Regions from separate parts of the Homo sapiens genome. Here region 1 is linked to region 2. A link is a contact called in ENCODE Hi-C or POLR2A ChIA-PET data. All regions are on one chromosome and are shown on one strand. The core of a region is the stretch at or near the end of the contact, and the rest is flanking DNA. Distances in the headings are between cores, read along the strand shown.

The links. Hi-C counts contacts between places; a loop is a spot of excess contacts on that map. ChIA-PET counts read pairs that join two places held with the same protein, here RNA polymerase II (POLR2A). Pooled maps may share reads with other maps.
Region 1: a loop to region 2 is called in a map of right cardiac atrium, with 5 times the contacts of the local background. The contact joins two enhancer-like sites. A Hi-C loop is called at or near these places in 2 of 168 maps with a recorded cell type or tissue (cardiac septum and right cardiac atrium) and 7 of 50 pooled maps. POLR2A ChIA-PET finds 5 or more read pairs at or near these places in 1 of 52 experiments (naive thymus-derived CD8-positive, alpha-beta T cell).

What each region holds. Positions count from the first base shown.
Region 1 is chr5:41,455,787-41,459,351 of GRCh38, reverse strand. All of the region lies in intron 1 of PLCXD3 (phosphatidylinositol specific phospholipase C X domain containing 3), which reads left to right. Among named protein-coding and RNA genes, the nearest start is that of PLCXD3, 53 kb to the left of the region's middle. Within about 2 kb of position 2,122, at least 2 of the 41 ENCODE cell types and tissues checked have a DNase peak (open chromatin) inside an H3K27ac peak, as active enhancers do.
Region 2 is chr5:41,268,459-41,272,213 of GRCh38, reverse strand. No RefSeq gene overlaps it. Among named protein-coding and RNA genes, the nearest start is that of C6, 57 kb to the right of the region's middle. Within about 2 kb of position 1,618, at least 2 of the 41 ENCODE cell types and tissues checked have a DNase peak (open chromatin) inside an H3K27ac peak, as active enhancers do.

The sequences.
Region 1 (3,565 bases), core at 873-3,372, 190 kb before region 2:
CTGCCACATTGATTTGGATGATTTTTTAAAATAACATTTCTGAAATCCTGGAGACTATTTTTTTCCTTTTGTCTAGCCTGAATGACATTTATATTAGGAAGAATCAAAATATGAACCCCACCTAACCTGTTCAAACATGAAAATGTCTAAAAATATGTTTGTCATTTGTCTTCTCAAACCTTAAATGTAGATGAAGACACTCAGAAAGAGAAGGGATTCTTTGATCGATAACTCTACTATTTTTCTATTTAGACCCTTGAAAGAGTACTTGGCATTGAAGGAAAATATTTTTCTTAGAAAAACAGACAAGAGAGAAAAAGAAAATCAAGCAATATTCTATAGGAATGTCTAAATAAAACATGCTTTTCATAAGGAAATAAGTTATAGGAATAGATACTCTAAGAAAAATAAATGTATCTCTTAATTTAAAAATGTACAGCTAAAATGTAGCGTAGATTGCATATGTTTACAGAATATCACTCAATATTTCTGTGTAAATTATTTTACAGGGTCTCACAAGGACTTTTCCCTTTCAAATGTGTATGTAGCACCTGAAATAAATGTAATTTACTTAAACAGATGCCTTTTAGTGTTTTTCTTCTGAACTCTTATTTTTCATTTCAGCTCATTTCTTCTGCTTTAGTTTTCTGTGACCTCAAGGTGCTAAGAAAAGCATTCAGATTTCCATGGGATTTTAGCATTAGTGTCAAATGACCTGACCCTTTGCCCTGGCCACTCACTTTAAATCCGCTGTTTTGTTCACCACTTGGTCCCAACACTTAACACAGTTCCTGGCACAGGGTGACAATTCAATGAACATTTATTGAATGAAAATAATTTAACTTTTTAATTTTGGCCCCAACTTTCCTTGTCATTGACACACTTTTGCTTATCAAGGTAAACGAATGGCTTTTTATATCTCCTATTCAGCCTGGTCACATTTCTCCATCCCTTCTATCTCTCAGAATTACATTTTCACTAATTCTGGTTTTATTTTCCAGTTTTCTGTTTCTCTGTCTAATCTTTCACTTTTACTAGAGATTCTTGGGCTGTTCAGTATGTTTTTTATTCCTTCTATATTCTGTTCTTTAATTATGGAATCCCTAAAGCTTCAGGTATTTGAGTCATACATGAATCTGTTTTCTAAAGTATTACACTGACCACCTTCAACCCTCTTCCATCTAGCTCATTTTTATCACTATTGACATTAGCAGGCGTGGGATGAGGGAGTAGGGAAAACACATGCAGGTTAAACACTGTTCCAGTAACAACTCCTATTTAGTTTCTCCCTTTTAAATCATTGTTCTGTCTCAAGCAACCATAATGATGGTTGATTCTCCCCTAAGTTAAACTTGGTGCTTCTATTTTTTTCTTTGTCCCCATGTCTACAGTTTTCCCTCACATCCAGTAACACGCAGCCCTGTATTTCTGTGCTCTATGACTGTTTTCTTTCTTAGAACTCCAGGACATCATTTTTGTGGAGAGTGAGCTGAAACACAATGGTGTACAGAGGATAGGGAAGGCCCAGTCTTTCCGCATTTTCTCAGTGCTCATCTTTCTCCATTGACCTGTTCTAACGGGTGACCTGTTATGGTATGAGTTTTCATGTACCTCATCAGCTTTAAGAACCCTAGTCCCATGGGAAAGTTTCAAAACAAAGCAGGTGAAAGGGGTTTATGTGAAATATGTTAAGGGGCACCATTCTGAATATAGTCCCACTTCTCTGAGAGCAAAGGTCACTTGAATATAGACAGCTTAAGTACAGATGTCCTCCCAGTATTGTATCTGAGGCGCTGGTCACAGGTACATGTCCCTCAGCAGTGGGCTATGCATCTACATGCAGGTTATGCTGGGGAAGGGTGTACTCCTGGGTTCCAATCATCTGAGAGGAGATTTGGAACTCCCATGACCTGGAGTCTGTTTCTTTCAGTGACATGCCATCTCTAAGGTACAAGAACTTCATGTTGATAGCTAACTATATCTACCACAGTCACTTAAAAATGTATAAATAGCTCCCTTTATTATTAGTAGGCTACTATCATGGTTGTACTTACTTTTGTTATCATTTAAAAATAAAACAGAGGGTTCTCAGATACATGTTCATGCAAATCGCTTTCCAGTGGCTGTCTGATATGAGGCCAAGTGTGGACACCAGGCGACATGGATGTCAACAGCTCCTTAAGTTCATTATCCAACAGAATTTCAAGGGTTTAGAGTGGCTTGAATTATTTTTCAGACTTATAAAGTAGCAAAAACATTTTCAAGATTTATTTTTGCAGAAAGCTCTTATGCCCCATTGACTCATATGGGTTGGGTATGTATGTTTTCCTGTTAGTGCTAATGTATTCTCATAAAACCCCAACCCTTTTTAAAAAGAGTAAGAAGACAGTAGGGAAATGATCTTTCTTAATGGTCTTGGTCCATTTGGGCTGCTGTAACAAACTACAATAAACTGAGTGGCTTTTAAACAACAGAAATTTATTTCTCACAGTTTGGGGGGCTGAGAAATCTTAGATCAAGGTGCTGGCAGATTTGGTGTTTGGTGAGAGGGTGAGAGGCTGCTTCCTGTTTGATAGATGGCTGTCTTTTTGCTATGTCCTCATATGGTGGAAGGGACAAGGGATCTCTCTAGGATTTCCTTTCTAAGGGCACTTACCTTATTCATAAGAGCTCCACCTTCAGGACCTAATCATCTTCCAAAGGCCCAACCTCCAAATACCCTCACATTAGGGAACAGATTTCAACATATGAATTTGGAGTGTCAGGGGGGACACAAACATCTACTTTCCAGCATTAATAAAATGGGTAAGTCTAGAGATTAAGAACTTGTTTTTCTTTTTTTTTCAACATAAATGTATATTTTATTTTTCATTTATCCTTATAAATATTTTTCTATCCTGAATTTATCTCTTTTAGAAAAAAGTTAGCCATTGTACATACATATTTTATACTTAGCAGAACACAGAATGTTTTGTAACAATAGGTTTTAAAGAAGTATGATGGATATTTATGTTTTTATTTGCTAAGTGATTGTACAAAGATTACAAACAGGATTCAGATAATTTCCACAGAACTAGTCAGAATCCAAGATGCCAGGAGAGTTCCAGAATTCTTGAGGGTAATAAACAACTTCCGTTATCTATCTACATGAATAAATCACACACTTCAGATCTCTGTTTAAAGGTCACTTTCATTATGATGCTTACTCTGACTATCTCATTTAAAATTGAACCGCTCTCCCTCCTCATTACCAGTTCCCTTTATCACACCCTACATAGCTTAGTGAGTGCATAGTAGAATTTTGACCCCTATTTTTTTTTACTCCAGACTCCATCTATCACTGTACCATACTACCAGCAGTAGTAACACCTTGTATTTTAAATGATTCTATTCTTTGCGACAATCTTACATGCATTGTTTTTAACACAATGGTGATATGGGACAATAACTGTGTTTCTTGTTCTCTCAAGACCTGCATTATCATACTTGAAAATGTGGTAGGAGAACTGCAGCTTCCTGAAATTTCCTCTTGGGCTTATTACAGGATTGATAATGATCCTAAAGC
Region 2 (3,755 bases), core at 369-2,868:
AGAAGTAATCAAGTGAGCCTTTTAGAAGCTTATATACCAGAGATTTATAGGGTCTCCATATTCCATGTCTGGCCTGACTTTGTACTTAGCCAATCTCAGTAGGTAATCTAACTTAGGAGTTAAAAAGGAAGGAAGAAAGGGAGGGAGGAAAGGGAGATGCAGTTAATAAACTCTAAGTTACCATAATAACCAGTTTTAGAGATATGAATTTGTGCAATCACTGTAGTTCATCACACATAGCATTACTTCATATGGAATATCTACTGACAACTTGATGAAAAGTTTGGAAAGAGGAATATGTGCCTCACTGAGTTAAAAACGAAATGGCTTGTGCATTTAAACACATGTGGCAAAGCTTAAAAACCAGTTTTCATCAAATGAGGTTGTATGCTACCTTCTACATAGCCTCATTCTAATGAAACCTTATTTCCCAGCAAACTCACCATTTAAGAGAGCCCTCCCATGGGCATAACTTAAAGAATAGGACCTCCTCCTCCTACCCATCCAGATTCACATTCTTTTAAAACATTCATCCTTTTGCTGTTCATTTATTCTCCCTTGCCTTATTTTGTCCATTTGTAAAAAAGAAGACAGTAATGAACCAACCTCATTAAATTGTTCTGAGGATTAAATAGGTTAATGTATATAAAATATTTTGAAAAACATCTGGCATTTAGTAAGGGTTAAGCAAATGTTTAAGAAAAATTCTCGGCACAGGTGTTTCTGCCATATCACTATATATACGTGCATTCTCACATTTTTCAAAATCATGCATTAAACATAATAGGGTTCATGGAGAAAAACAGTGTGAGAAACAGATCCCTCAAAACCTACAGCACTTTTTGGCCAGGGCACTAACAAAAGCAGTAACAATCCTAAAGCGAACACTAGCAGAGTTAAATCTCCACTTGCCTTCGCCCTAGAACCTGAATCAGTTTACCCTCCGGTGTCTAAAGCTCTCTTCTTGGAAATGGAGGGCTTTAAAAACAGTTGCTTTAATACAAGCCAGTTACATCCAAAATAAAAATATGATTCAGGAATGTATTTTGTTGTTGTTGTCATTTTGTTTTAACACAGGGAAATGTCTTTCCAGGTTCTAATCTTCACTTACGCTACCCTCAGATAGTTTAGCACAGTGGACAGCATAGCAGTTCTTAAGGCCATTAACCAGCTGCTATCTTGGACTAAACAGAAGACATTTTGAGATTTTTCAACTTTTTTTTTTTTAAGATCTGCAAATGTCATTACAGTTTTATTTTATTTAACTGTGAGGAAACTTACCCTTGATCATGTCAAATGATGGACATACTGGGAAAAATCATGTTTGGTTCAATTTGTCTGCCCTGTTGTGCTACATAATTCCCCTGATTACCAATGCATGTGAGTTAACTTTCATTTTAAAATACTTGTTGTAGCAAAGCAGACTGTAGATGTAATTTTTAAAATCCAGAGGATTTCAGAATTGTGGCTTGATAAACAGTATCTTACAGGTTCAATTCCCTCCAAATGGTCTTTTTCAAAAGTGAGTAACTTTTGACTAGCCCAGTTATTAAAGGCTAACAAACCCTGATGAGTTAGAAGTTTGGAATACTGTGTACACTGGTGCACCCTGGTGGTAAGCAAAGGGCAGTCAGACTTCAGGTACTCGGCTAATATATCAACTAGGGAAAGCAGCTCTGTGGTTTCAAGTGCCATTATATCTCAGCCAGTAATAAACATATAAAACTCAACTCTGATCTTCCTCAGAGGACTTTCTTTTGTTGTTGTTGTTTTCCTTCCTTTGGTCATTGCTCATTGCTTGATTTTTTTCCCCCTTTTCTAATTTCTTCTTCTAAACGGTATTGGAAAAGAAGTAAAGATTTCTACTGTTGCTCTAAAGTCAAGAACTGTTTTTCTCAAAGATTTTAGGCCTTGGATCCTTTGAAGGGTGGACGTGATATGACAACAGGCAGTGGATCTCAAGCAGCTTTTGGACCCCCTTAAAGATACCTGCTGCTCCCATGGATTACTTGTTACACCCTTTCTTCCTGCTCTTCTGTATCACCAGAAAAAAAGAGAATCCAAGGACAGCTGTGGATAAGGCATCAACAGCTATCCCATCAACAAGGAAATTCTTGTTATATTTTAGGCATTTGTTCTACTAGATACACCACCATAGCCTACATTAAGCACCCTCCAGAACCATAGTCTGAAGATCCCAAGGGTAAGAAAATCACAATGCAAAACCTAGCTTACTTCACTCCAGCTTTTCACAGCCTCATGCTACACTATTTTCTTTAAAAAAGTGAAGTTTTCTGAGGTCCTGTGTCCAGTATTTCAATGTATGAACACTACTTAGACTAAAGTGAGGACTTGCTGAGTTTTATTGGATTGTTTTTGTTTTTTGTTTTTAAATTAGAGATGAAATCTCACTATGTTGCCCAGGCTGGTCTTGAACTCCTGGCCTCAAGTAAGCCATTACACCCAGCCCTTGCTGAGTTTTAAGTAGATTAAGTCAATGGAACATTACCAGCGTTAGCTGTGATCATTGATAAAAGAGAAAGCAACACATCTCAGAAGAATGGAGAGCTCAAATCATTCCTCAAAATACGAGGACTTGAGTGGAAGAAAGGGAAAGCCAGCCCATCATAACATAATTAGAGAGAGGTGTCCCATTTGAATGTGCTTTGAATTTCTTCATCCTTGCAGCCATTCCCCATCACCTTAGTCAATAGGAAATCATCAGTATACATTATACTTTATTTGCCTTATTTCATAGACACTCCATGTAGACTCAGACTCCTAATGATAGTGTCTAGATTCTGACATCAGGTTACCTGAGAAGCACTCTTTCTGAAGTCAGAAGTAACTGTCAGAGCCAATGGATGAAACCAAGTCCCCATCTGGCTGATGTCTCTGCTACCTTTGGTCTGACTGTATAATCTCACACCCTTCTCCCAGATATGATCTTCTTCTCATGGATCTATTAATGGCTCTGTCTCACTCTAATGTTTACTGTGATCACATGGTCCTTCATTTCTGCCTTTCTCAGCATGTCAGTTCCATTTTCCTATCCACAGACTCAGCAAGTCTATAGTGCTTCTGCTGCCCACTTGCTTGTGGTCCTGGCTTGCCATGACACCAGAACTGACGTCATGCCTACATAACCATTTAATTAAGCATACTATATGACCAGGTACAGTCATTGACCTTATCTAGTAAGACAAATGCCCAAGCAGGAGAAACTGCTTGGTCACATTCAAGCCAAAAGATGAACTAGCTGCAGGCCAGGTCTAATCAGTTGGAGGTGGTGGTGGGCATGCTACCCACTTAGTAGGCCCTGTAGGGAGCACTGGGTAAACATTAATTGACTGTCAGCTCATGGCATGCATTCTTCACTCTTTGCCCTCAGCCCACAACTGTTGTAGCCCATTATTTATCTCTTATTATTCCCCTGCCCTCCTGTCAATTCTTTGCTATATTAACAATGGAAGTTTTGCCATTTTTGCCTTACTTTCTCATGCTTTTACAGATGTCATTCTCTCTGCCTGAAATGTCTCTATTGTTTTTTGTCTGCAAAATTTATCTTGCAAGACCCAACTTTACCTTCTGTGGGATAACTTCCCCTACTGTTGTAGGCACTAAGTTCTCATTCACCTTTGCACTTACTTCAATTTTATACTTATTGTACCCTGTGGACACTGTGCATTAATATATTTTTCTCCTGTAATAGAATTCACATTCTTTGATGTACATGACTATCTCTTAGTAATCAT